Linked DNA regions of Mus musculus: all the other regions are linked to region 1. The links are chromatin loops, found by intact Hi-C in ENCODE. Cell type or tissue: heart. All regions are shown on one strand. Region 1 overlaps Gm28166 (a long non-coding RNA gene). Region 2 overlaps Stag1 (stromal antigen 1). Region 3 overlaps Pccb (propionyl Coenzyme A carboxylase, beta polypeptide). Region 4 overlaps Stag1 (stromal antigen 1). Region 5 holds the start of Nck1 (non-catalytic region of tyrosine kinase adaptor protein 1). Region 6 overlaps Nck1 (non-catalytic region of tyrosine kinase adaptor protein 1). Region 7 holds the start of Stag1 (stromal antigen 1).

Evidence for each region. Peaks named below come from ENCODE experiments on the same cell type or tissue, not always from the same donor. Only the 100,000 strongest peaks of a DNase experiment are listed, where the experiment ranks them.
Region 2: it touches region 1 in a loop (8-fold over the local background); 26 of 42 quality-filtered maps call a loop at or near these places.
Region 3: it touches region 1 in a loop (2.1-fold over the local background); 13 of 42 quality-filtered maps call a loop at or near these places.
Region 4: it touches region 1 in a loop (2.1-fold over the local background); 4 of 42 quality-filtered maps call a loop at or near these places.
Region 5: a loop joins it to region 1, with 8 times the contacts of the local background. A loop is called at or near these places in 15 of 42 quality-filtered maps.
Region 6: it touches region 1 in a loop (3-fold over the local background); 8 of 42 quality-filtered maps call a loop at or near these places.
Region 7: a loop joins it to region 1, with 7 times the contacts of the local background. A loop is called at or near these places in 26 of 42 quality-filtered maps.

Annotation. Positions count from the first base shown.
Region 1 is chr9:100,452,590-100,456,589 of GRCm38, forward strand. Gm28166 (a long non-coding RNA gene) reads left to right here. Exons shown (of 3, transcript XR_871066.2): 3 at 1-437. Among named protein-coding and RNA genes, the nearest start is that of Gm28166, 4.6 kb to the left of the region's middle. In heart, a CTCF peak has its summit at 1,784 (motif pointing right); a DNase peak (open chromatin) is centred at 1,802; H3K4me3 peaks cover 1,295 bases; H3K27ac peaks cover 939 bases.
Region 2 is chr9:100,915,714-100,919,713 of GRCm38, forward strand. The region is part of intron 22 of Stag1 (stromal antigen 1); the gene reads left to right. Among named protein-coding and RNA genes, the nearest start is that of Pccb, 120 kb to the right of the region's middle. In heart, a CTCF peak has its summit at 1,609 (motif pointing left); no DNase peak of the experiment used is centred here.
Region 3 is chr9:101,000,514-101,004,513 of GRCm38, forward strand. All of the region lies in intron 6 of Pccb (propionyl Coenzyme A carboxylase, beta polypeptide), which reads right to left. Among named protein-coding and RNA genes, the nearest start is that of Pccb, 32 kb to the right of the region's middle. In heart, CTCF peaks have their summits at 1,756 (motif pointing left) and 3,411 (motif pointing right); no DNase peak of the experiment used is centred here.
Region 4 is chr9:100,758,268-100,762,267 of GRCm38, forward strand. The region is part of intron 5 of Stag1 (stromal antigen 1); the gene reads left to right. Among named protein-coding and RNA genes, the nearest start is that of Stag1, 120 kb to the left of the region's middle. In heart, a CTCF peak has its summit at 2,285 (motif pointing left); no DNase peak of the experiment used is centred here.
Region 5 is chr9:100,543,616-100,547,615 of GRCm38, forward strand. Nck1 (non-catalytic region of tyrosine kinase adaptor protein 1) reads right to left here and starts at 2,519. Exons shown (of 4, transcript NM_010878.3): 1 at 2,380-2,519. Gm46139 reads left to right here. Exons shown (of 2, transcript XM_017313741.1): 2 at 1,842-4,000. The coding sequence ends at 2,489. In heart, CTCF peaks have their summits at 2,252 (motif pointing right) and 2,462; DNase peaks (open chromatin) are centred at 1,986 and 2,596; H3K4me3 peaks cover 2,917 bases; H3K27ac peaks cover 2,361 bases.
Region 6 is chr9:100,505,045-100,509,044 of GRCm38, forward strand. It overlaps Nck1 (non-catalytic region of tyrosine kinase adaptor protein 1), which reads right to left. Exons shown (of 4, transcript NM_010878.3): 2 at 3,385-3,628. The coding sequence starts at 3,610. Among named protein-coding and RNA genes, the nearest start is that of Il20rb, 21 kb to the left of the region's middle. In heart, no CTCF peak of the experiment used is centred here; DNase peaks (open chromatin) are centred at 1,837 and 2,747.
Region 7 is chr9:100,641,914-100,645,913 of GRCm38, forward strand. Stag1 (stromal antigen 1) reads left to right here and starts at 1,535. Exons shown (of 34, transcript NM_009282.4): 1 at 1,535-1,883. In heart, CTCF peaks have their summits at 976 and 1,658 (motif pointing right); DNase peaks (open chromatin) are centred at 1,508 and 2,418; H3K4me3 peaks cover 3,684 bases; H3K27ac peaks cover 3,171 bases.

The DNA.
Region 1 (4,000 bases):
GTACACCCACACACAACCATTGGGCTACAGCCCAGCCACATATTTCTGTTGCAAAGTCAGTCCACTTGTGTTCTCCTTGAGTGCTTCCTCTTCTGTTTTGTCTAGAGTCAGGGGGTGTTGGCCTCGTGATGCCAACATGATCGGTAGCTCTTCCCTCCTTCTCTTCAGCAGCTCGGTACAGACAGTGTCTATTTGTGTACCCTCTTAGACTCCTGACTTTCAAGTGTACCGAGCACTCACTGACATGTCATCTCAGCTCTGGCTGCAGGACCCTCGTGACACTGACTCCTTTTTCCTAAGGATTTCACTCCTTCGTGTGAACCTCCATGAGCGCCTGGCATTTTTGTTCACTGGGCAGACATTTACTTTGAGCCTTTAGCACAGGGTAGAATCTGCAGGGGTTTTAATGGGTGCGGGGGTGTTTGGTGGTTGTTGTTGTTTTCCCAAATGGGAATGAATACAAGAGAACAAAAAGAGGGGGGAGTCACAGCAAGTTGAGATCAACCCTTGAAAAGTGAAAGCTTCACAATGCTACAGTTTCTGATCTTGTGTGTTCTTGTGAGTGATGACAGTTATTTCTTTTTGTTCGGTTGGTTGGTTTTGTTTTATTTTGTTTTGTTTTTGTTTTGTTTTGTTTTCCAGACAGGGTTAAAGACGCGGGCCAGGACACCTGGCCTGAGATGACAGTGTTTGTTTGTTTGTTTGTTTGTTTTGTTTTGTTTTGTTTTTGAGACAGGGTTTCTCTGTATAGCCTTGGCTGTCCTGGAACTCACTCTGTAGACCAGGCTGGCCTCAAACTCAGAAATCCACCTGTCTTTGCCCCCCCCCCCCAAGGTGTTGGGATTAAAGGCGTGCGCCACCACTGCCCAGCAAGATGACAGTATTTGTAATCACAGTGGCATTCTGGCTGCGCACTGTTCCTAGAGAATCCCAAATTGTCCCCTGAAATCAATTACGGAGCCCCCAAAGTCCCGACTCAGCATTCTCTAGGAGCTTTATTTATGATCTCAAAGTAAACTTAAAAGTATCCTTGAACTTTGGACAAATTGATCTGGGGTGGGGGGCCTTGTGCAGCTGCGGCTGCAGGCACGACCTTAGGATGAGCAAGTATGAAAAACTTGCTGAAGGTCCCTAGGCAATCTCGAGGCCTGTAGTGTGTGGTAGGTGAGCAGTTCAGGTAGCAGAGTAAAGGTAAGAGCTACCTCGTGCTATTTCGGGTCCCTGGAGGGCTTCTGTTCAGGTTCTCTTCTGTGTGGATCAGTTTCCGGCCTCTCCCAGGGCTGCCGATTGCTCGCTAAGGGATGCAAGGAGTGAACATTGCATCTTCTTTGTGAGCCTCCCACTCTGGCAAGGAATCACCAGGGTCCCAGGAGCCGGAAAACCAAAACCAAACCTACAGTTTGGGTCAACAGGGATGTTGCTCTGACTTCACCAACTATGCACAATGCTTTAGATTGAATGATCGGGGGGGGGGGGGGGGGTGGACGACTGGGATAAAGGTGAGTGGCTTGCAGAGTAGAGCAGAGGCAGAGAAAAGGGACCACTGGGCACATGCTCTGGTGTCAGTGAATGCAGAGAGAGAGGACATGGTGGCAGCTAAACTTGCAAGTGACAATGGAGAAACTCTATGTTCCGGTCTAAGCCTGGGGACTTTCTCCAACTGAGCCTTGGTTCCAGGAAAACTAGCCTGGGCTTTTCCCTTTCTCTCATCGGGAAGCCCACGGAGCTTCCTCTCTAGTGGGAACAAATGGATTTTTTTTTTCAGAATTCGCCACAAGGTGGCACCAGACACCGGTAGACGCAATGAAGTCGCTTCCCGCCGGGTGGGCGGTAGAATTGGGCCACCGGATCAGGTCAGGCCGGATTCAAAGGAAAAAGATCCGCATCCCCAGAAAAGTCACACAGGCCAAAGAAGGAAATAGGCCCACGGAAAACAAGACGCCTATTTTAAAGAGAAAGGGAGGAGTATCACAGAGGAGAGATATCATCGGCATTGCAACTCCTCAGTAAAACGGAAAGTTTCGCAAGAAACCTTGACTAGACAGTAAAGTGCGGGAAACGGGCGCTTGACGTGACAGGGGACAGTAACGTGTGGGAAGCAATCGATGGAGAGCCCAGAGAGGCAATTACAGGCCTGCAGGTGGATGCAAGTGGTGTCTGGAGACAGGGACTGGTGGAGGAGAAATCGGCCTGTGACTGACCTCTTGGCAATTGCTGGCATTTTCCAATGATAAAACGAGTGTGTCAATAAGCCCAACACAAATGAGTACTGTGAGCGATGACACAGTAAGGAAGCCGCCAAACTGGCCGCTCCACGATTGGGGGAAGATTTTATTGTGAATGGGGCAGGGGGGCAAGGGGGCGGGGTGGGGGGCCCAGAGACAGAGAGACAGAGACAGAGACAGAGAGAACATCCAGAGGCACCTGGAAGAGTCCAGAGCAGAGGGAGAAATAAGCAGATTGGACATGGCCAGCACTATTGGGAGCAGAGAGAAAGGTGTGTGTGTGTGTGTGTGTGTGTGTGTGTGTGTGTGTGTGTGTGTGTGTGTCATAGAATAGTCTTGAGACTAGCCAGAGTAGCAAGGAGTATGGTATAGAATAGCATACGAGGGAAAGGGGAAAAAGTCTTATAGAGAGCTGGCTGGTTTCTGGGAGGAAGGAAGCCTGTGAATGGAGGCAGCCTGGGAGTTAGCAAAGTGGGGGAGGAGTGGCAAGGGCCAGGGTGCTAACCTGGGCTTTGGGGTGTAAGTAGGGTCTGAGGAAACCTGGAGGCCAGCATAGACTTTGATCTGCAGCCATGGGTATGTATCAATGGACAGCCACATGTCCCCTCTGCCAGAGGCAAGGGACACGACTCCTTTTGGCAGAGGGAATCCCATTTCACAAGTTCCTGAGGAAAGCTGGCTTTTATCTAACCACCAATAATCCTCCTATAGTCTTCCTTGAGCTGAGCCAAGTCTGTCAGGGTGTTTGTTTTTTGTTTTGTTTGACATAGATACTTTCCAAGACCTGACAAGTTAGCAGCAGAAATACATACTGTTGCTCTCTTTCAAATTTTTACTTTTGTATGTGTGTGGAGGGTGTGTGCATGTGTGTGTGTGTGTGTGTGTGTGTGTGTGTGTGTGTGTGTTGTGCCACTGTGCGGACGCCAGGGAACCCCTTTGTGGCATTTGCTCCCTCCTGCCCCTTCTGTGGTTTCCAGGCGTGGGTTGAGCCCAGGTCTCCAGGCCTGCTCTGCCAACGCCTTTAGCCATCTGAGCCACCTCACTGGACTTAATTCATCTTGAGAATTAGTTTGTCCCATCGTCTTCTTGGTTATCCCTATGGGCTGATGATTTCAGGTAGATTTTTATTGACGGATAGCCTTTCTCCTCGGCGTGCTCAACTCTGCCCCACCTGTGGCCAGGAGAGACTCCTTTTAGACTGGTTATGTAAAGTTTTGACTGACCCAATTGTTCAAAACTTGGTTTTCTGATGGAGCAAGGAGTAAATGTTCTAGAATTCCCACAAGCCTTTCCCTTCCAGACCAGACACAGAATTAGCTATTGTTCTACGAAAACCTTGACTTCTTGGAGGATAAACAACGTTGAGAACCAAAATGACGTCATCGGTGTGCATTGTGGAGGGGTTTGATTCTACCCTGCCACTTCAACAGGAAAAAGCAAAAGCACTTTTTTTTTTTAACACCAAACTATGGGTTTCAAATGGTGTGACTTCCAACTTCAGGTGGCACAAAAGACTTGTGCATTTTATGCAGGCGTGACTCCACATTATCCATTGTTTAATTTTGTCTTAGGGTTTCTATTACTGGGAAGAAGAAAAAAAAAAAAACCACCATGACCAAAAGTAACTTGGGAAAGAAAGGGTTTATTTTGCTTACACTTCCAATCCATCAGAGAGGGAAGTCAGAGTGGGAACTCCAGCAGGGAAGGAACCCATAGACAGTTGCTGACACAGAGGCCATTGGCCTTGCTCAGCCTGTCTATCTTATGGATCCCAG
Region 2 (4,000 bases), 460 kb after region 1:
TTGTTTCCAGTGTCTCAGGCTAGTGGTTCTTGTAAACCATATGAGACTATTTTCTTTGGGCAAGGAGAAAGCAAAAAGAAGGGAAGAAAAAAGTAACAACTGTAAGGAAGGATTTAGGGGGAAATGAAATGTAGGGCAAGAAGAGACCAGGACCAAGATGGCCTGCTAAAATGACTGTGCCTATTAAATACAGATGGGATAAATATAGAGCAGAAAGCTGGGTGGAGATTTGGGATATTAAAAACTGCCTAGTTGTTGGCTCTTGTTTAGACTATCGAGTTTCCTCCTACTGCTCGGCTGTCCTCTTCCATGGGTGGTCCCCGCTCTCTCCAATGCCTTGCCTTTGGTTGTTCCTATTACCCTTGCAGTTGTTTCTAAAGGGGGAGTCTCTGATCTGGTCAGACCTGCAAGGCTCCTTCTACACCCCAATGCAGTTCTTGCCTGGAATCTCTGACAATTCTGATGCCACTCTAGTTCCCATTGAGTGTTCAGCTTCTTGAACTTAGATCTGTTGCATCATTCCTTTTCCAGTGTAACCCAGTGGTTTGTTTTTTCTGTCGGGTTCTAGCGTACAAACCCCTTGTACTTGGTCTGATGTACTCTATGACAGCAGAAGTTTTGTTTAATTTTGTTAAAATGTTTAAATTTTATTGCATCTGCTCAGTTGGTTGTCAGTGCTGAATACCTGTGGGGTGCTAAGAAAAGGAGGGTTTTTCCCTGGTCCCACTTTGACTACTGCTGTTCTAGGTGTGGCTCTTCTACCAGATGTTTAAAGTACCCATTGCTTTTCTCATGGCTGCCTTCATTAGCTTATTTTCTGAAGACTGTTATCCACCATCTACAATCTCCCAAGAATATTTTAAGGCTTATTTTCATTTTCTGTGTTTGAATGTTTTGCCTACGTGTATGTATGTGCACTATGTTTCTGAAGGGGCACCAGGTACCTGGAACTGGATTTATATATGATAATGACCCACCATGTGAGTGCTGCGAACCAAACCCAGGTCCTCTGTAAGAGCAGTGCATGCTTTTAACACCTAGCCATTTCTCCATCTCCCCAAGGATATTTTTAATAATTGCATAGTAGTCTATTTTGTAGTTACATAGAATTTATTACCTCCTTGAATATTTCGAATGCTTTTGAAATTGAATAGTTTTGAACTTTTTTTTTTTTTTGGTGCTATGGAATTAATACTACAATGGCCATTCTCATATAAGACCTTGTTCTGTGTTGTTCATTGTTCCATGTATTGTTATGAACCTAGAAGAGGATTGTTGAGTCAACAATTATAATATGCTTACAGAATATAATGTAAGTTTGCTTCTTTACAGAGAAATTTTTCTTGAATTTGATTTTCTTCTGACCTGTCAAGAACACTGTTATTCAGGAGATTCTAAATGATAATTATATTTGAAGTTTAAATCAAGTTATAATTTAATTTGATGATAGACCTTTTGTAGTCAAGTATTTGAACAGATTGTGGCAAAACAGTTTTAGACCTTTTTGTAAAATATAGGTGTGCTTGGGTGTCAGCCTGAGAGTTGAAGCTGTTTGACAAGCTCACAAGTCTTGTTCGGTATTCTTTGCTCCAGTGCCCCCTAGTGATGGTTTCTACAATCAGCTTTCACTGTCTTTGCTGAACAAGAAACATCATTCTTATGTTAGCTCTTTGAACCTGTACAAAAGCGCTAGAAAGCTTCTAAATAAGAGTTGGAACTTAAAGAGTTGCCTTTTTCATCCTGAGGATAAAGAATTTCCATTTTTTTTCCACTTGAGTGGTCTGTGGGGTTTTTTTTTTCTTTCTTTCTCTTTCATCCTTCCTTTATCTATCTATTTAATTATTTATTTATTTATGGATACTTTTTTGGTTTTGGTTTTGGTTTTTGGTTTTTCAAGACAGGGTTTCTCTGTGTAGCTCTGGCTGTCCTGGAACTCACTCTGTAGACCAGGCTGACCTTGAACTCAGAAATCTGCCTGCCTCTGCCTCTGCCTCCGGAGTGCTGGGATTAAAGGCGTGCGCCACCACCGCCCGGCTTATGGATGCCTTTTTAAACTATTTTTATTTATTTATTTTGAAGTAGGTTCTGTGTGGCTGCAGACACCCTAGAATTCATTATGCATGCCAGGCTGGCCTTAAACACACAAAGATCTGGCTGTTTCTGCCTTCCAAACGTACTATGATATGACACCGTCATGTTCTGTTTTCTATAGTCTTACAAATATGCTATCCTACCTCACCCTGCCTGTTTCTCTAGATAACTTTGTAGTCCAATCTTTACTACTGGACTCTGGCCCTAATCCCAATTCTTTAAGTCAAAGCCAACATTACTTATATTACTATAAATTGAATTATTAACGAGGTACTTGATTTAAAATGTGTTTTTTCTTTACATTTATGACTATAGTATCTCCTCTTCATCTTCCACCTTAATATTTAAACAGACCAAAGAAAAGAGGGGTAGGGCAAAGTCTGCTAGAGTGGCCATGTCTTTTCAACCTTGTACTTCTTTCCACAAATTACATCCCTCGGAATAAGTTAAATGTTTTGTTTTTTTTTTTTTTAAGAAGGCAGGCTCTTTATTTTCTTGTTGTTGTTGTTCCCCCTGTTCCTTCTTTGTAGCTATGAAGAAGAAATAGCTTACTTGAATTCTTGCACAGAATTCCTATAGTAACAAGAATAACTAGCATCTCTCCACCTTCAGTTACTCTGACGCAAGAGAAATGGGGCAAGGATTAAGAGATAAAAAACTATCCCTAAAGGAACAAAGTTTCACTATAAACAATTTATTTTACTTTTAGAATCTTTATTTCAATCTTTTTGCTTTTGAAAATTCTGACTTTATAATCTATCCTATTAGTTGAAAGTTTACCTTTGGTCATTCCTTGACTACCAGAGTTTAATATTCATGTTCTTTCCATGTCCAGTCACAAATAATTATATGATTAGTCTAGAAAAGAGAGGCAAGAAAGATCCAAGTCTTATATCCATTGATACTTTGCTTCAATTCCAGCACTTAGCCTTCAGAAAAGCTAAGTTCAAGGCCAACCTAGGCTATATAGCAGTGAAACCCTTTCCCAAAATAAAAAAATTAAACAGGGAAGGAAAAGGAAAGTAACCTGGATATAACTGTTCATAACAAATTCTGAGCTTAAAGTTTTTATACAATTCCAATATCTTCAAATTATCTGATAACCAGAAATAAACATTTTCAATATAGAAAAGTAAAACCTCGTGGTTCATGGTTTTGGCATTTTATTAAGATCATATACTTTGGGGTTGCAGGGGTCGGGAGGCAGAGTGTACTGTGTCTGCAACCCTAATCCTGGACCTCTAGTTCTTGCTTTCTGGTAGAGTGTCTCCCATGAAGGGTAATTTAAGAGTTCCTCTGCTTCATTAGTCTATCAACTGATGGGATGCTGTTTAACCCTCTAACTTACTGAAATATTATTTCCTGAACTAAGTAAGAATAAGTGAAGAGTGAAAAGAGCTATCCTAAGTAATTGTTACAGTGTAAAAGGGAATTTTTTTATGAGCTTGTCAATGACCAAAGACTATTTTAGGAATATTTACGGACTGGGGAGATAGTTCAGCCACTAAAGTAGTATGTTTCTTGTGCCATCAAAAACACAAGTTCAGATCCCCTGTAACCACCTAAAAGACTGAGTATGGAAGAACGTGTCTGTACTTAGTGCTGGAGAAACAAAGACAGACAGACAGATCCCTGGAGCTTGCTGGTCAGGCAGCCTAACCAAATCAGTGAGTGCCAGGTTCAGTGAAAGACTGCGAAAACCATCTAGTGTTGACTTCTAGCCTATGTATACATATGTGCACACAAACAAATACATATGCACACATATACCAGAGAATATTTAGACAAAACATAACAATCTCTTTTTAGTACAAGGACTTGAGATCTTGTCCAACAAAATTAATGACAAAGGAGTGTATTTATCTATCAGACCAATTTTTTTAAATGTATTATCATACTTTTTGGGGAT
Region 3 (4,000 bases), 550 kb after region 1:
ATACTATCTTAAGAATCCACGAATACTGTAGATTTTCCATAACTAATTGCCACAGTTTGGCATAATTTAAGTGACCACTCAAATTTCTAGTCTCTTACTAAATAAGCAATCCTGCAATAAATCCCCTATCCAAATCATCAGTTAGTATTTTTCTGTCTGTGTTGTTAATGGATGGTGTGTGTGTGTGTGTGTGTGTGTGTGTGTGCCCATGTACTCGCTCGTGTGTGTTAGTTCTCTCCACTGACATTGACAAACTAAGAAAAAAGAATAGTCTGATATTACCTCTTTAAATGTCTGGTGTTTTGTTTGTTTGTTGTTGTTGTTTTTTGTTTTTGTTTTTTTGTTGTTGTTGCTGTTTTATGTTTAATGTTCTCTAGGTTATAAGCTCTGATATATTTAAGAAGACCAAGCTGGGCATGGTAGTACATGCCTTTAAGCCCAGCACTTGAGCCAGAGACAAGGGTAATCTCTGAGTTCAAGGCCAGTCTGGTCTACATAGTGAGTTCCAGGAAAGCCAGGGCTAGGCTACATAGTAAGACCCTATCTAAAATAAAATAAAATAAAATCCAAAGTAAATACTTAAAAGGAGAACACTTGAATTTTTCAGACTGAATATTCCCATCTGCAGGTACATTTAAATTGATTATGAATTATTTTTGTTTGTTTATTGAGATGGGTTTCTCTGTTTAGACCTGGCTATCCTGAAACTCCCTCTGTAGACCAGACTGGCCTTAAACTCACAAGAGATTCACCTGCCTCTGCCTCCTGAGTGATGGGATTAAAGTCCTGCATCACCATGGCCCACTTGGTATAGGCTTTAGAGCAGTTGATCATCCCAATCTATCCAGGGATGCCCACACTAGTAAAAGCAAGTACTGCTGTCAGTTTGATTTTGCTTGATAACGAGGCCAACTGCCATGCACCAGTGATCTCATTAATACATATCCAAGGCTGACCCTTTAAAGTCAAACGTTGCTTCTTACAGTATACCCAAGGGACAATGAAAAGACACCAATAGATACGGACGGCCTTTCACTTAAAGCTGCAATTATGAGTTAACATTGAAGATCATTAGCTCTCTGAGTACTTTTTCCTGTTCTTGTTTATAAAGATGTTCCTCATTAAAATGCATCAACAGCTCTAAGGCTCTTGCTGGAATATGAATTTACCTAGGGAGATAACAGAAAAACATGCAATGTGACAAAGTGTGTAAGTGTCTATGTATCTTCTATGTTGTGTCCTTGTTTAGAATCATACCAGTAAGGCCTTTCCCACTACATACGCACTGATTTGTAAGTGTTCATAGAATACTATTGATAATAATTTTAAAAAGAAAAGAACTAGCCGGGCAGTGGTGGTGCACACCTTTAATCCCAGCACTTGGGAGGCAGAGGCAGGCAGATTTCTGAGTTCAAGGCCAGCCTGGTCTACAGAGTGAGTTCCAGGACAGCTAGGGCTACACAGAGAAACCCTATCTAAAAAGGAAAAGAAAAGAGAAAAAAGATGGAGATGGAGATCTGTGGATACATGCACACGAAGGCAATCGTGTTTGCCTAGGGAGGAATCTCCCATTTACCATCTTACGCCTCTGCATAATTTGTCGTGCACATGATTAAAATCAAATGCATTATCAGAAGGTATATGCCTTCTGAAAATGGAACTATATTTGTTAATTAAAACAGAAAACCAGGCAATGGAGAGGGTAGGTGGTTAAGAGCACAGTTCTAGGGTAGCTGATGCCCTCTTCTGGCCACCCTAAGTACTACATGCATGCTGTGCACAGACATACATGCAGGCAAAGTATACACACATATAAAATAAAATAAACCTTCTTAAAAGTTTTTAAAATGAAGAACCACCCAAACTATACGCCTTAGGAAACACACTCCTCCTTCCCTTGAACCCCATCAAAGCCCAAACAATTATGGAGGTCTTCAGTACCTCCACTCCCACAGTCCTCTGTCAATCTTAACCGTGTATTTCTGGTCTGTATCTTTGCTTTGAGTGACGTTACATTACTATTTTGTTAATCTGTGTGAGCCATTATTTTATTCTTGCCTAAGAAGCTATGAACCTCAGTCACCGGTAACACAGTGGTACAGACTTTTTAACCCCAGCCCTGAGAGGCTAAATTCAAAGTTCTTAAGTTTGCAAACAACCTGGACTTCGGGGTAAGAAGCTGTCTTTATGGGGCCGGAGTGTTGAGGTTTGGTCTTTTTTTTTTTTTTTTTTGGTTTTTCGAGACAGGGTTTCTCTGTATAGCCCTGGCTGTCCTGGAACTCACTTTGTAGACCAGGCTGGCCTCGAACTCAGAAATCTGCCTGCCTCTGCCTCCCAAGTGCTGGGGTTAAAGGCGTGTGCCACCACGCCCTGCACGAGGTTTGGTCTTTTGCTATGTATTATGATGCTAAGCACCGCCCCCAAGACCTGGTTGCCCCAGAAATGAGAGTCCCCACTTAAAACCAAGTGATGTTATGTGACCTTGCTCCTCAAGTTATTTCTGATTGGTGAATACAGATACCGACAGCCAATAGCGGGGCAGAAGAGACATAGGCGGGGTCTAGGGTTCCCTAGATTAGGATTGGAGGAGGACCACAAAGGGTGGGGGTGGGGAGGAGAGAGAAACCATGATAAGCAGCCCAGAAAGCACGCCAGTTAGAGTTAAGAGCAGCTCAGCTGAAACATAGCAAATAATAACTCAGAGTTATAGATAGGAAAATTTATCTTAACAGCATAGAGGGTAGATATCCGCCCAGCTCTAGTGCTGATTAAGGCCTATCTGGGAACTAAATAATCTAAAGCAGGGTAGGAACTCCAGGTTGGGATTAAAAACGTCTAAAACACAGGAGAGATGGCTCAGCAGTTAAAAATCTCTGGCTGCTCTTTCAGAGTACCTGGGTTTGGGTCCCAGTGCTCACGTGGGGCAGCTCGCAACCATCTGTAACTCCAAATCTAGGGATCTGATGCCCTCTTCTGGTTTCTGAGAGCAACGCACAGACAGACAGCAAATAAGCAAAAAAAGCAAAACAATCAAAAAAAAAAAAAAAAAGCTATCTTTTAAATTTTTTGTTGTAAAGAATTTCAAAACATACCGATAAGATTCAATTACATATGTTTATGGGTTTTTTTTTTAATTCCCACTTTGAAGGTATGGAGAAAGATTTATCTGGCCAACAATTGCCAAAAGAATTAGATGTACTGATTTTAGGCAAAATTTACTTCAAATTACAGGAAAGGATAGTGAGAATAGCAGGTGTGGGGGACATACAGAGTGGGAAGATAAAGTCTGGAGGACATAAAAAGTAGAGGACATACAGAGTGGGGGACATAAACAGTGGGGGACTGTGATGGTGTGTATTTTGTCTATTTTATATGGATGATTTCTGTGCTGCATGTACACCTGCATGCCAGAAGAGGGCACCAGATCCTTTTATAAATGGTTGTGGGCCACCATGTGGTTGCTGGGAATTGAACTCAGGACCTCTGGAAGAGCAGCCAGTGCTCTTAATTGCTGGGCCACCTCTTCAGCCTTGTGATGGTGTGTATATGCTTGGCCTAGGGCGCGGCACTATTAGAAGGTATCCCTGCTGGAGTAGGTGTGTCACTGTGGATGTGGGCTTAAGACACTCATCCTAGCTGCCTGGAAGTCAGCCTTCCACTAGCAGCCTTCAGATGAAGATGTAGAACTCTCAGTCCCTCCTACACCATTGCTGCCTGCAGGCTGCCATGATCCCACCTTGATGATACTGGACTGAACCTCTGAACCTGTAAGCCAGTCCCAAGTAAATGTTGTCCTTACAAGAGTTGCTTAGATCATGGTGTCTGTGCACAGCAGCAAAGCCCTAACTAAGACAGGGACATATAGAGTAGGGGACATGACTGGGGAGCATAGAGAATGGGGGGCATAACAAGTAGAGGAACAAGTGGGAGACATAAAGAGAGTGGGGGTCTGAGCTGAGAGCACTCAGGGTAGGGACTGTGAAATGTATGACAAGTACTG
Region 4 (4,000 bases), 310 kb after region 1:
AAAGGAACACACAGACTGTCACCCGCAGTCTCTCGGCTTCCTCACTGCAGCTTTTACTTTTATTTCCTTATTTCTGTATGTTTAGTATTTTATTGAAATGAAAATTATTACAGGCTGGCCAGTGGTGGCGCACACCTTTAATCCCAGCACTTGGGAGGCAGAGGCAGGCGGATTTCTGAGTTCGAGGCCAGCCTGGTCTCCAGAGGAGCCCTGTCTCAGAAAACCAAAAAAGAAAAAGAAAGAAAATTATTACAGACATTTCAAAACATACTAATACATATTAATTGAAGTTGGAAATATTGCTTTCTGGTTCTGTCCATTTGGTGTTCTGTATGCCCTTTGTACCCTGATAGGCATTGCCTTTCGAGATTTGAGAAGTTTTCTTTTGTGATTTTATTGAAAATATTCTTATGTCTTTGACTGGTTTTCTTCTCTTAGATCCTATGACTTCTAGGTTTGTCTTCTATAGTGTTCCAGAGTTCCTCATGTTCCCTTCGTGGGTTTTCTTAGGCTTTGCGGAATCCTCTTAATTTGTTTTTAAGATCTGATAATCTCTCTTTTACTTGATCCAGTCTGTTGGTGGGATAAATTCCTTTGAATCTTATGTTTCACTTTCTTTAGAGATTCTCTTTTCTAATTCTGTTTTTATATTTTGATTATTTTTCATTAATTTATTCAGTTGTTGCTTTGTGGTCTTCATTTTGACATATTCATATTCTCTTTGAGTCTCTAATTGCTGTTTTGAAATCATTATCACTTTTAAAAATTGAAAATAGATTAAAACAGATTTATTTATTTGTTTGTTTGTTTGTTTGTTTACTGTGAATGAGTGTACTGTTTTTGTCTTCATACACACCACAAGAGGTTATTGGATCCCATTACAGATGGTTGTGAGCCATCATATGGTTGCTGTGAATTGAACTCAGGTCCTCTGGAAGCACAGTCAGTGTTCTTAACTGCTGAGCCATCTCTCCAACCCGAAAATAGATTTTTTAATATAATATATTCTGATCACAGTTTCCCATCCACCAAAATCCATACTTTCTTTGTGGATTAGAATACAAACAGACATTAATAATAATAATAATAAAACAAATCAGGGTAGGACAAAACAAAAAATAATGTGATTGACAGTACCCAGTATTATAAAATAATTGTTTAACGTGTTAGCAAAGTTGGTTTTTTCAGGGAGTACTACACTAGGAGTGCAAATTTCTCGAAGTAGACAAATTGTCTTGGTTATTCGTGTTTCATGTTATTGTCATAGGACCTCGGCACCTGGAGTTACGTTATCTGTGGAATTTCTTGGTATGTCTATGTGGTCTCACCTTTGGATTTTTTATTACCCCATTTGGTCAGATTGCAGGTGTGGTACTTGATACTGTGGAATCAATTTGGAGGCAACTCTTGATAGTTAAATATGGTTTCTGAAGTGTTCCCAGCTCAGCTACCAAAAGTTTTGATTTCTCACCCCTGGAGCAAACCTTTCTGTTGATGTAGTAGATTGTCTTGCTAATGTTCAGAATTCCTTGGAGGGCTATCCAAATTGTACAGGTGGTCAGACCTTGGGGCAGCAGGGAGTCACAGTTTAAGTTGGTAGTATTTCATAAAGGATAAAGGAACTGGAATATTATGCCTTTCTCAGGTGGGTGTTATGCGGAAGGATACCTGTGTGCTGAAGGTCTTGGTGTATGGTGTGACAAACTGATTCAGGGGCTTGCTGCCTGTGGTCCTGCCCTGTGGTACCTAGTCAAGCTGAGAATAGTGTAGTTCAGTTCTCTGTTTTACTCCCATGACTGAACTTAAGCTTTTCTTAGTCACTACAAGTCCTTCTTATATCATGAGATAAAAAAATAGTAATAATTTGGTGGGCGGTGGTGGCGCACGCCTTTAATCCCAGCACTTGGCAGGCAGAGGCAGGTGGATTTTTGAGTTAGAGGCCAGCCTGGTCTACAAAGTGAGTTCCAGGACAGCCAGGGCTATACAGAGAAACCCTGTCTCGAAAAACCAAAAAAAAAAAAAAAAAAGTAATATTTTTACTCTGTGGTGTTTTGCTGTTCTCTCCTCCCTGGTGCAGTTAGGAGTCACAAGCATGTTTGGGTCTGAAATGATGGGAATTGGTGGGAGAACTCACTAATAGAACCTACCATTTTGTGAAACTAAATAATAGATGACAGTTTACTAATATAATGTTCAACCATCTTCACTCTTACCAAGGAAGGAATATATTCATATTTTAACTAGGAATGTTACAAAGTATAGACTGCCATCTAGAGACAGACACATCAGTGAAGGTAAAATCACAACTTTAAAGCTATTGTAAAAATTGCATATTTTATAAAATATCTTCATAATATTTTTTTTATTTTTACTCCGTTATTGCATACATAAACCAGGTGATTCACATGTACTCCAACATACTTAACACATTTTGTTGGAAATTTCTCTTGGAAAGCAACCAGAATATGAGTCTTTTTCTCTACATTTTGTCCAGCTTCCCTTCTTATTTCATTAGAAAGATGGTCAAACTCATTGCATTGCTAGATAATCAGCCGTGCATTTACTGTGTGCTGACACTTTTTTAGTGACTTCCTTCCAGTTTTAGTAGTCTTAGTACTACTCTTCTCTTCTTCTGAAGGGTTCTTTTACCAAATTCATTGATACTCTTTGGCAGTCTTTCCCTTTTTTATTTTGATTTATAGCTCATGTGAACCTAGATAAAGCAAACATGAAAGAAAGACCACCAAAAGTTTGTCCTAGTATCTGATTGCAATATCCGTTCAATACCATAATGGCAGATAATTTAAGAATCTGTGACTATAATCTTTGAAATATGAGGTTGATTCATACACAGAACACTTGAAAGGCCTTTACTATTTGGAATGCTTTTTGCTAGAGTATCAGGCAGTGGTAGCATATTTTATCACACATAGGTTTCAGTAGTGCTAAGTATGTAATGTTATGTCGTTAAAAGCTTGAAACTTAAAATGTTATTTGCGATATTGTTATAGTATCAAGTAGCAAAATTTTGCCTGTGTCTAGTTTCCTGTCTTTAATTTTTCATGTAACTGTCACATTTACGCCCTTTTGTTTTTAGTTGGAAAGATAAAAAGGGCCAGGCAGCTACTAGTATAGAACTTAGGGAAGTAAATCCTAACATGGACAAGAAGCATCCAAGAATACAATTCTGCTTGTCTGGCCAGTAATAAGGTGCATGCAGAGGTGACCCAGGTGCAGTTCTCCAGGCTGTACTCTGGTTTATATACAGAGCTGTGCGACAGTTTACTTGTTCCCGAGTTTCTTCTGATTGCTTCATTCCATTCTCTTCTGGTAAATACAAGGTACTTTGGATAGGGTTGTTTAGTGCTGTTGAGCCTAATCACCTCTACTTTGGATTGAAGACTAGGTTTGAGTGGTTAGGTAACTGCTGTAGTATTTTTTCTGGTTTTTAGAAAAAAAGGCAGGTTCCAACTTTGCAAACACCATTTTAACCTGGAAACAAAGGTAATTAGAAATTCAGGTTCCAGTAGAGTTCCATGGAGGTTCTAGAGTTCTGCCAAAACCAACAACCCAAGAAAAGCATCCTATCACTTCATTCATGGACTTCATGTTAAGAGCAGTGGTAAAAATAGGTTAAAGTTGGCAGCTCAGTATTGACTCTGCTTTTTATGAACTATAGACATAATGTAAAAGTTTTAGTTTGATATTCTCTTGAATATGTTTTTCTTATCTCTATTTTGTTTCTTATACGAATGTATTTTTAAACTTAAGTGTGCTATACATTCTCCAGGCTCTAGAATTTAAAGCACTGAGCAGAGTATCTTGAATCTTTTCTACAGTAATCCTATTACTGCCTTCAAAATTAGATATCACAAACAATCTAGTCATTTAATAGAGTAATAAAATGTAACAGCTCTCAAGATGAAGTACAAATGGCATATATAAACAGAAAAACAAATCTCAGTATGGCTATTCATCAGGGAAATGCAAATGAAGCATG
Region 5 (4,000 bases), 91 kb after region 1:
ATGTTTAACAATATGTAAAACAATGTAACTCTGGATGGGTGTCAAGATGCCTCTGTAGTTAAAGGTACCTACAGCCAAGCCTAAAAACCTGAGTTCACTTCATGGGACCTCTGTGGGGGACAGAGAACTGACCCCTCACAAGCTGTCCTGACTCTGGGTGTAGAAAATATAATAACCAATCACTTTTTTAAAAAATAGAACTTTAGACTGATGATACACCTCAAAGGTTTATGAGAAGCCATTGGTCTCACCCCAAAACTGAGGGAAGGCAAAAGAGACAGGAGAGGGAAAGAGAAGAGAGGGCGGGGAAGGGAGGAAGGAAATTAAGGAAGAAGGAAAGCTTAGCGAACTTTTCCTTTGCAAAGTTAGTAGTTTGCAGAGAATGTTTCTGTATTAGGACAGATGGCTCAGTGGTTAAGAGCTCTTGCAGAGGATCTCTGTTCTGTCCCCAGAGTCCACAGCACATGTCGTACAAAACACTACAAAACACATAAAATAAAAATAAACCCTTAAAAGACTGGAATCTAGAGGAAAGATATTACTAGTGTCTAAACAGTGAAAAATATGTTCAAAGTATTATTTTAAGATCAGCACAGGCAGAACACATTTGAGATCCTCCAGGCAGAAAATCCAGTTAGAGTTACTGAGTAGTTCAGAAACTGAAAAACAATATATAAGAATACAAAGGTAAGATTTTTTTTTTAAAGAAAACAACTACAAAAAAACAGTACAATGTTAAGGTTTATGTCTGGGTTCCTGAAAGCATGCTACTAATGTATCGCTAATGAAAGACAGCTTGGAGGCGTGGGGCATCAGTTGTGAAGGGAAGACTTTGAAGTTCTATTTCCTTGATAGGTTAAAGTGAGAATCAGGCAGGCCTGTCAAATTGTCGTCAAACTGTTGGATTTGTTAAATGCTCAGTTCACGTTTCCTCCAATTTTACTTAACAGTGAAATAATCATTTGATTTTCTGGCATTGAAAGCATCCATTCTTCCACATTGCCAGAGTTAATTCATTTTTTTTCAAGTTCTCCTGAGAAGGAATTTATTTACAATAATAATCACAACAAGCCTTGAACTCTAGAACGAAGTTCTCAAATTAGAAAATCAGCAGCATAAACTATCACTCAATGTTTAATAAGGCAATACATTAACGTGTCGACTTATTAATACACGGATCTGTTGGGCTTGGAAACCTAAACAATTTAAAATGCTTGCTGGGGAGGCAAATCTTTTCAAACATAATGCTCATACATACAGCGGAGACATCAACACAATGTACGCTTTAGTTACTCTAGCCAATTCCTACAGAAGTTTTCCCAGAGAAAGCACCACATGTGGCCACGATGAAAAAAAAGTACTAATCAACCAACGCATACGCTTTGACTTAACTATCACGATGTGAAGAGAATATCTATTTAAAAACAAGACTGAAAATGATCAATCAAAACTTTCTCCTTGGACTATTTCTCTGTTCATGTTGTGACGTCGCTAAAGGCTGAAAGCACACAATTGATTTCCAGGTGCTTAAGAAACCGTTAAGGCTGATTGATCATCATCAAGCTACCAAAGCTTTTGAAAATGGAACGCTTCTTGCAAAACTTGACCCGTTTTTTTGGCCGAACCCTGGATTCTCACTGCTCCCCACCCAAGATGGGGTCAGGAAGTTTTCTTCATCTCGTTCTTTCCTAACTCCTGTGAATTCTTTCCTAACTAAGGGCAGTATTTTTCTTCGGGTGACTTCAGCTCGGCTCGACGTTAACCGGTCATGTTACGGTCCTCAACCCTGAACAAAAAACCAGCTTCCTTCCAACCCAGCTGTTAACACTGAACCGACCTAGCACGGAAACCCGTACGACAACAGTACGAAACCAACCCAGAGGACTGCTTTTCCTGGACCAACCCCACCTCAACAGCCCCCGGACACCCACATCTCTCCTGCTCCGGAACGGGAGGGGGAGGGGAGGGCGCGCCCCGAGGATGTCCCCCCTCTCGGCTTCCTCAGGCTGGCGGCTGGAGGTGAGAGCGCCCTTCCTGCCAGCCTACCGTCCCGGCCTCGGACACCGACACAGACCGCCGACAGGGCTTTCTGCGGAGAACCGCCGAGGCAGCGCGCCGCACACTTGCCTGCCCGCCTCCCCGACCGGCGCTCGCAGCTCAGGCCAGAGGCCGCGGGGTCACCGGGCTGCACCGCGGACACCCGAGCTCCGCCGAGCGGCCTCCCCGCCCCCTCCGCTCCGCTCCGCCGCCAGCAGACGGCGCCCCCGGGCCAACTTCGCCGGGGAAAGAGGAAGCGACTAGAGACTAGCAGGCAGAGCGGACCGACCGGGAGACCGAAAGGACTGTGCGTGTGTCCGCACGCGAGCGAGGCCGTCTCACCTTCCCTCCGCCGAGCCCTCGGCTCCAGTCACCTGAGGACCGCACCGGGACGCCACCGCGGCTGCCCGGATGCCGTTACCGCACGAGGCCTGTGCTGCGCCGCCGCGTAGCTCTCGGAGAGGGGCGGGGCGCGCGCAACCGGTGGGCGGACCGTTGCGGGCAGGAAACCCGCTCCACGCCCAATCTAATAGGCTCCATCGCCTCCTGCGCCCGCCCCTGACGCTTCAGCGGAATGCGCCGCTCCGGGATTGGGCGAGCGGGCTTGTCAATCAAGCGCGGGCCCTGAGTGGTCCCTGAGCTGAGACTGCGCGGCCTTTGGACAGAAGGTGAGGAGCGCCGGGCCCCACCGCCCTGTTCTCCCCTAGCCTCCTCGGTGGCTGCTTACTTTCCGCCTCTCCCACTGCTACTAAAACCTGTCATTCATTTTAAATCGCTCATTAATGTCGAACAGCGGTCCCGAGTTCAACCCAGACTACTCTGGTGCCTGCATCTGAAAGGGCCGACCAGCTGCAGATCTTAGGGACAGGGAGCGACAAAGAAAATGAAGCCTCGGGGGAAAAATGTAAGATGTTTGTTAATGAAAACCACAACCAAAATAAGCTTTGCGAGCAACTTCCGAGTGCCCTGGCGCGTGGGTAGCCTTCATTCCCGGCTTCCAGTCCTGTGAAAAGGACAGTTACTTCTGCCCTAGGGGTGAGTATGGCAGTGGCACAGTCCCAGCCACCTGCCAAGGAAGGCATCAATAAATCGGCTCTCCTTCCTAACTTGCCTTACAGCGACTCATAACCTGCCTCACTATTTCCCAATCACCTTTGTTGCTTAGTGTGGGTGTGGCACCTAAAAGAAACATTCTAGGTTAGGTAATTTTATGGAAACACGAGTTTTTGCCTCCAGCGTAGCTGCACCCATATACCTAGATTGCAAAGTCTATTAAAAGAACTGTTTCACCCACGCCCACCTCGTGCCTAGCACATCATCCTCAACAATCGAGGAATTAATACAGCTTCCTTTCATCTTTTAAAAATTCATTTTTATTCTTTGTGTGTTCGAGTGTTTGGTGTACTTGTGTTATACTTGTGTATAATTTTGCTGCCCATGGAGGTCAAATGAGGGTATAGGATCTTCTGGAACTGGAGTTACAGATGGTTTTGAACCACCCTGTGGGTGCTGGGAATCAAACTCAGGCCCCTTGGAAGACCAGCGCTCTTAATCACTGAATCTCAGCCCCTTCCTTTAGCTATACTACAAGCCCTACCTGTAAATCCTAAAAAGTTGTTTTCTGCTTTTAACTTAATTGCATGTTAATAAATACATGGGTGGCCTGCCCTAGGTAAAATACAAGTTACCTGTAGCCCCTTTTAATCCTGAGTTTAGTTGAGAAAAGTAGAACATAAAACTGGGGAAAGGATACTCTGCCTATTGTTAGTATCAAAAGTAAGTAATGCAAATTATATATTTAAAAACATACATACCGAAGAGAAGGGGGTGATGCATGCAGAAGCAGGTGGATCGAGGCCAGCCTGGTCTACAGATTGAGTGTGAGTTCCAGGACAGCCAGGGCTACCCAGAGAAACCCTGTCTCAAAAAACAAAAAGACAAATATATATATATATATATATAT
Region 6 (4,000 bases), 52 kb after region 1:
CATGCCAAGCATGGTGGTACATGCCTTTAATTCTAGTACTTGGGAGGCAGAGACAGGCAGATCTCTGTGAGTTTGAGGCCAGTGAGTTCTAAGATATCCAGGAACACACTGAGTAACCCTGTCTCAGAAAAAAAAAAAAAAAAAAAAAGCCAAAAAACCACTCATGACCACACCTAGATAGAAACCCACCTACATTATTAACAATTACGATCATCTAACTCCCTAACAGATTCTGCAAGAGTTAATATTTCATACAAATTTTAAAAAATTATTTTATTACATTATTTGTTCATTTATTTTGATATGTGTACGTGTATGTATGTGCACATGAATATGCTGAAGTAAGAGAACAGTTTGTAGAAATCAGTTCTTTCCTTCTACCATGCAGTTCTAGGGATCATATGGGTTGTCCGGCTTGATGACAAGTGCTGAACAATCTTGCCAAACCATCGAGCTGGTTTTTATACAGCTTGCATTAGATTCTCTATAAAAATGTGTTCATAAATTAATGAATAAAGAGCTGAGGGGAGCCTCAGTTAGTAACTACCTGCCCCACGAGCACAATAACCTCATTTTTTACCCAGAACCCAGGTAAAAAAGGCCAAGTGTGTTAACCCAATTTTATAATCCCTGAGCTGACGAAACACCTGGGGTGTGTTGGCAGCACAATTATGAGCTCCAAACCAATGAGAGAACTTGTCTCCCTGGAAAGAGGCGGCTGGTGCTCCTGAGGATGGCACCTGAGGTTAGCTTTCGGCCTCTATAACATGTACCCACATGCACACAGGCTTGTACACACACATACATACAAATGTGTAAAAGAAAATTAGCTTAAAACTGGAATCTCAAAGATCTAAAACTGTATTTGTTCTCTAAAAAGTAAATAGGAGTTAGAAGGGAGAATGTAGGAATCGGTCAGCCATCAAAGATAAGGAGGAGACAAAAGCCCACACACTGCAATGGCCACGTCCTCTTCCACAGTGCTTACTCCCTGCCTTTGCCTTTCTCTTGGACTCTCATTAGATCACTGTTTCCTTAGGCTTTCTGACTCTTAAGAGACTTCTAGAATAATTTCTCTCTTCACTTTTGTAAAGACACTTAGCAAATATTCAAAGAGATACAATCAAGCACACAATTATCGCAACCATGCTACCAGCAGAGCCAAGTTAAGTTAGCATAGTGGTTTACTTGTAAGTCAATACTTGTAGTTTACTAGAACTCTTATTAAATGTTATCTTGACATTATTTCAACAAAGCTTAAGTAAAATTCAGTAAACAAAACAACAACAAAAACCAAACCAAAATAAAACAAACAAAAAAAAACCCTATTATGTTACCTCAAAGGTTGAGAGTAAACAAATTGTTCACAACTGACTTGCTTTACTTCAAATGCCTGTGTGTGGTACAACTTTCTACTTCACATCCAAATCATGTATATCCTCTCCCTATTTGCTAAGCATTCACAATGAAACACTTTGAAATAATTTACCAGATCAAACTAACAGCAGTGAAAATATCATCGCCATTTACCTTCTATTTCACAAACAGCATAAAGTACCAGCTTACATAAACCCACTGAGTTCTTTCCATAAAGTTTCCCTCTGAATTCACAAAGAAAATAAAATCCAACTCAAAAATCTGGAACAAGAAAACTACAGACTTAATAAACAAAATAACTTACTGAAAAAATCTTTAAAGATGTTTAACCAATCCATTTTGAATAAAAATTCTGTGTTCTCTTTTCACAGTTTGTTGACACAGCTCCGGGATAATTTTCAGTGAGCTTCCTGGTCTGCTCTGTAACACTGAAACTTCCCACACCCAATCCATGTGACCTGGCCCACACCCAAGCAATAGAAAAGTTTTCAAAACTGAGGCTTCTCTTTTTCCAATACTGTTTTCTCCCCTTAAGCCATAAAATAACCCGTGGAACAAGTAACTCAGGGCAGCAGCAAAAACAGGAGTTGTAATTCACTCATTGTAACAGAAAAAATTAAAGCTAGTATGTTTCTAATAGTTAAAAATGAATACATACATTCTTCATTTCCCTTGACTTCCAAACAATGTCTCTACTAGCACAGCTATTGTGAAACAAATTCATTAAATTATATGAGTTTTAAGGTATCAAAATGGGGTGCAGAAATTCTGGGGAAAGGGGAGGTTAGATATTTGAACACAAAACCTAGATTCATATCATTTAGATGTGACCACTAATTTAATACAGTATTCCCAAACTCTGGGGAATGAAGACAACTATAACTGTAATATTCTGAGTACAGTTAACTGATGTTTCTCAAAATTAAGAGATAAGAAGTTAACTGGTCTGTCAAATGCCATGATAACTGCAGATTAATTAAAATGTTGAATATACCAGAAATGTCAGTGTAGAAACTGAAAACCCAATACTTTAGGAAGTTCTTTTTACTATATTTTAGCTTTTGCAGCTTAAAATAGTTTAAAAGAAGAAACATTTACCTTATATTGCCAATAATTATTAAAATACTAAACTATTAACTGTGCATTGAAATTTTAAAATACTATTTAATAATAGTATGTCAGTCATGCTACATTTAGTCCCAAACTGTCCACAAAAAAACTGTTTCCCTCTTTTTTTACAAACAGGCAAAGAATTATTAAGCAATTACATGTCTGTCTCCTTGAACACCACAATTAAATTTCTGTCCCTCCCAATTCCTTCCTGTCCATTAAGGAAAGATAACTTAAGAAAAGGGAGGAGGCCAGGCTTCCTCCTACATACTTCCTTCCTTCAGCTTAACCAAGGCCAGAGAGAAGTAGGCTCCCCCCATCTGCCTTACTTAATAAAGGCAGAAAAAATCTGAACCAAACACACAGAGTTAGAGAAAGAAAGACGTCAACAAAAGTGCAAAGTGACCAATCCTATAGATGCGAATATACAGCAATAACCCACTGGTATAAAACTCTCTTCAGTTAGAATAAAATAAAGTGATTTGTTTTTTAAGTGAGATTCATTAGCGTGTCAAAAAGGTTCAATAATGTGCCACATAACATAGGTTAACAGGATACAAAGGAACCAAGTCTGAACGCCAGGCATTCTTTTCCTTTCTCAACTAGTGGCAAACTTTCTGCAAATCAAAACTCCACAGGAGCTGTTGTAACAAGGTCAAAGTTGGGCTGGAGAGATGGCTCAGAAGTTAAGAGTACTGACTGCTCTTCCAGAGGTCCTGAGCTCAATTCCCAGCAACCACATGGTAGCTCACAACCACCTGTAATGGGGTCTGATGCCCTCTTCTGGTACTTATATACATAAAATAAATAAATCTAAAAAAAAAAAAAAAAAAAAAAAGCCAAAACTAAGATCTAAAATGAAAGCTGTTGCTTCTCCTTCAATAAGAAACAACTTACCTAAGGTGTCCTTCAGGTTTTTAACAATAGATGCTTTCCGAGCACTGTTTTTTCTTTCCACATAGTTAGAAGGGACAAAACCTGTTTTATTCATGGAATTTCGAACTCGCCACCAGGATTTAGAGTCATCCAGGAGCCATAATCGCTCATTCTTCTTGATATCCAGCTCTTGTTCCTGCTGTGCCACATAATCAAATTTGGCCACCACCACCACTTCTTCAGCCATCTTTCAGCAGCGTCAACACTGTAACACATAGAACATGTTTTAAATGGTGCTGAAGTGTAATTGTCTACATGCTTGTCCAAAAAGACATGCTTAAACATTTAAGAGGCCAGGAATTATGACTCATACCAGCAAACCTAACACTCAAAAGGCTGAGGCAAGAGGACTTTCATAAGGCTGAGGCTAGCCTTGGCTACATACTAAGTTTGAAGCTAGAATAAGCTACAGAGTAAAACCCTGTCTCAAAACTAATATACAAAACAGGAGATGGGCGGGGCACTATGCAGTTCAGTAGTAGATACTCCTAGCCCGTGCACAGCTTTGAGCTCAATTCCCAATACTATAAAAAAGAAATAAATTTAAGAGTATCAAAAAGTTAAAAGTGATATGAAA
Region 7 (4,000 bases), 190 kb after region 1:
TGTGGCTAGAGCACCCACAGTGATTCTCTTCAGACATGTGCCTGGGTAAGGAACATTGTGATAGTACAGCAAGTTGAGGGAGTTAACAGCCTTGATTGTTTTTAAAGATAAATGGAAACTAAAAAAAAAAAACAAAACAAAAAACAAAACAAAACAGAAAGCACCTAGAAGATAAAATACTGAAGCTATTCTAGAAAAAAAAAAGGCAATGGCATTCAGGCAGGGCTGGACTGGGGAGAGAAGGGAATGGGGGATGGTTAAACTAGGTGAGATTTTTTTGAGATCACGACTACAAACATGTTGATAGAATATCAGCTCTTTATCAGAGTCCCACACATTCGATAGATTAAATTACATATGACTATGGCTTGGAGCCCGCACCGTCTTTTAACAAGGCAAGCTAAAAACAGGCTCTGCAGAGAACACAATAGGAAGTCAATCAGAGGCTAGTAAACGAGATACTTTGCTGAAAGGACTGTCACGAATTCATACCAAAGTTCCTCCAGTGATGTGGAACGCACTTTGCAACCTTTGGGATACATTCCAGAGACAATTGAGGTACTAGCTAGCTAGCCAGCCCTCAAGACTATAAACAAGTTTAACGTTTCTAAGGAGATATTGAAAATGCAGCTGCCTCTGCCAATAAAAAAAAATTGAGTCAGCAATGAGGCTGATGACCTACAAGACCAAGAATTCACTTTTGTAGTGCGGAGTTAATAAGCAGGCGGAAGGTTAGGAGAGCCTTGGTCAAGGACAGCTTAGGTAGAGAGCAGCAGGGAAGGAAGGGGTCAAGATCTACGCCTGGCTATTTCCCTTTCGGCTAGGCTCCATTATTCGCACGTCCATTTGAGAACCACAGAAAGCAGTCCTAGGCTGTGGGAGAATCTGATTGCTCGCAGAGTCTATCTTCACCGTGTAGCTTCTCCTTTCTCACTAACTAGCCAATGCTGCCGCCTTATGCAAAGCTTGCACCTCGGCGAGAACCTGCTTTACAGAGGCAGGACGACGCCAATCGGCCTGGAGCGGTCACTGTTTCCTTTTAGCTCCGCGGCAGGCAGGGGGTTCGTCCCAGTGCTCGAAACCTTTTCAACCTCGTTCTGAAAAAGCGCCTCATCAATAATAATAAACCGCGCGTTCAATTCTAGCTTGGAGACTCCCGCTAACCGGGGAGGGAGCAGGGCTCGGGGGCGCGTTGGCACGGCTCACCCCGATAACGGGCGGGTGTGGGCGGCTGGCAGCCTCAGGGCGGGAGCGGAGCGCGGCCCCCGCCGGGGAGGGGCCTCGGCGGAAGAGCCGGGGGCGGACTTCTTCCAGGCTCTTGGAGAAGCTCTAAAAATGGCGGGCGGCAACCCAGCGAGCGGGTCGCGCAGGCGCCGCGGAGTCCGTCCTTCCGCTCGCCTGGGGCGGCCCAGGAGCTGTCCACAGCGCCCTCGTCCAGACGTCTCCGCGGCTCGCCATTGGCCGAGCGGAGCAGGAGCCTCGCAGAGGGGGGCGGTGCAGCCACGCAAAAGGCCACGTTTCCCGCGCCGCTGCTGCGCGTGCGCGCCCCCCGGAGGCGAGCGATGGCGCGCGGCCCCGTCCGAGGGCCCCTGCTCGCGCCTCAGCTCCCTCCCCTTTCCGGGCAGGCCCGTCCTGTCAGCGGAGCAGTGAGCAGCGCGGCCAGCAGAGGGCGGTCGGGACCCGAGTCTGCAGCGGCGCCATTGGCGTGTGGAAAATGCCACCAGATGGCGGGTTAGGATTGCAGCTCCGTTGAAGGCGCGGCCCCCGCTCCCGAACCCCCGGCGACCACCCCGTAACCACCCCCCCACCTCGGGAATAACACACCGGAGACTTTTGGGGGGAAACTAGGTCGACGGCCGACAGCGCCCGGATGGGCAGCTGAGGTGAGCGCGGGCGGCGGCGGCGGCGGCGGGGGGCGGGAAAGGGGGAAATGCGGCGGCGGCGGCGGCAGCGGCGCGGGGGCTGGAAGCGCCGATCCAAGATGGAGGCCGGGCGAGAGCTTGGGAGCGCGAGCGGCGAGCGGCGGGCGGGCGGGCGGGCCGGCGCGGGCCCCGCGCGGGGGAGGGAGGCCGCGCGGGCCTGTGCGCGGCGCGGCGCGGCGGCTGCAGGCGGGCGGCCGAGCGTCCGGGACCCGCTGTGGGCGCGGCGGGCGCTCCGCTTCCCTCCACCCCTCCCCGCGGGCCGCGAAAACGGTGCCCCCGCCCGCCCGGGCTCCGCGGCGGTAGCGCGGAAGCCTTTGTGGCGCGCTCGGGCCCGCCGCCAAGCCCGCCCTCCGCCCCCCCGCCCGGGCTCTCGGGACTCGCCCGCGCCCGGGCCAGCCTAGGCGGGCTGGCGCGAACGCCTTCCGCCGCCCTGCGTTTCTGCGGTGCTTTGGCGGCGGCGGCGTCACATGACAAGGAGCTCGCTTCTGTCGAGGGTCCTGGGGGTCGCTCAGCCCAGACTGCTGTCCCAGGCCCCTGCTTTGCTGGGGTGGGGTAGGGCTGAGGACCTGGGCCGACGGGACGTCGCAGTCCTGGCTTTCCCGCTATCCGCCGTCCGAGCTCCGGGTGAAACGTGTCCAGGCCGGAGCACTGCCCCGCTAGTTTCCCAATCCCCCGGGAGATGAGGCCAATAAAAGTTGTTTTTCCTCTTCCCTGAAGGTGGGGGGCGGGATGAAGAGCTGGGAAACCCGAGTGCTGGGAGCTGGACTTGGAGGGGTCCGAACCGAGTGCTGTTTGTGTGTAGTAGGGACCACAACATTTTCTGGTTTTCGGATTGTCACGTCACCCGCTTCTGTCTACGTTAGGATTGTTACTGATTCTTTCCACATTGCAGACAGTCGTGTCCTGGGAGTGTTAAGCTCTGGGGTGGTTTTGGAGCCCTATAGACCCCAAATAGTGCAGTTTGTGGTAGCGAGTTATTTGCTGTTGAAGTTGGTGTTAACATGAGGGGCATGTTTATTCTCTTCTGGTTGTGCTTAGAGACAGCTATATTTTACATCTAGCAAAAGTAGTGTTTGTGAAAGTACCAAAATCCGCATAAAGTTGTACGATGTGTAACTTAATGGAATTTGTAACTTTACCTTTAGGTTTCCCAGTGGGTTTTTTTTTTTTTTCATATATAGATAGCAAATTCTGATGGTGAAGCTCTTATGGAAATGTACAGAACAGTGGGAGTTCTTGTATGATGGGTGATGGTCTTATAATGTATATAAATCGAGGCTAACAATTAGAAATACTGAAAGAACAAGGAATGATATTTCATTGTTTTTAATTATGGGGAATGTAACACTTTTTTTTTTTACCCGAATAAACTTCTAAGAGAAACCCCACAGGTGTTTTTTTTTTTTTTTTCTTTGCATTTTATAACTGTGCTTTGGAGTTCTGCATATTGTTCTATGCTTGTAATTCTGTTTACTGAGAAGGCAGAGGCAAGGGGAATCATACGTTGAAATTAGCATGGACGTTTTATGAGATACTGCCTTTAAAACAAAACAAATAGAGGTCTAGTATTGTCGTTTCTGAAGAGATTAATACAATCACTGTGTGCTTGTCCCCTCCACAACCAACATGATCTCGTTGTGTAGCCCAGGCTGGCCTTGAAATCACTATGTACACAGTCTAAGGTGGCAGTTCTTTTCTTCAGCTTATGGAGATCTGAGATTATAGGTGGGTGCCAGGCCAGCCAATTACTGAATGGCTCTTTTGTGTTTTGTTTTGTTTTTTTCTTCAGAAAGGATCTTGGTATGTAGTTCAAGATGGCCTTGAATTTATAGCGATTCTTCTGTTTCATACTTTCAAATGCTGGGATTACTGCCACTCTTGGCTTTGAAAGGTTCTTTTAAAAACTCAAGCTGTGTTGCAGGGACGAGTGAGAACCTTGAACTGAACTTTGAGACATCTCCTAGGTTTGAGGTCTTGGTTTTACTTTTTAACTATTTAAATCTTACCTTCCTCATTTCTAAAGTTGAGGTAAGCCAATGGTTCTTTTACACATTGAAAACCTTTTTTAGCTAAAACTT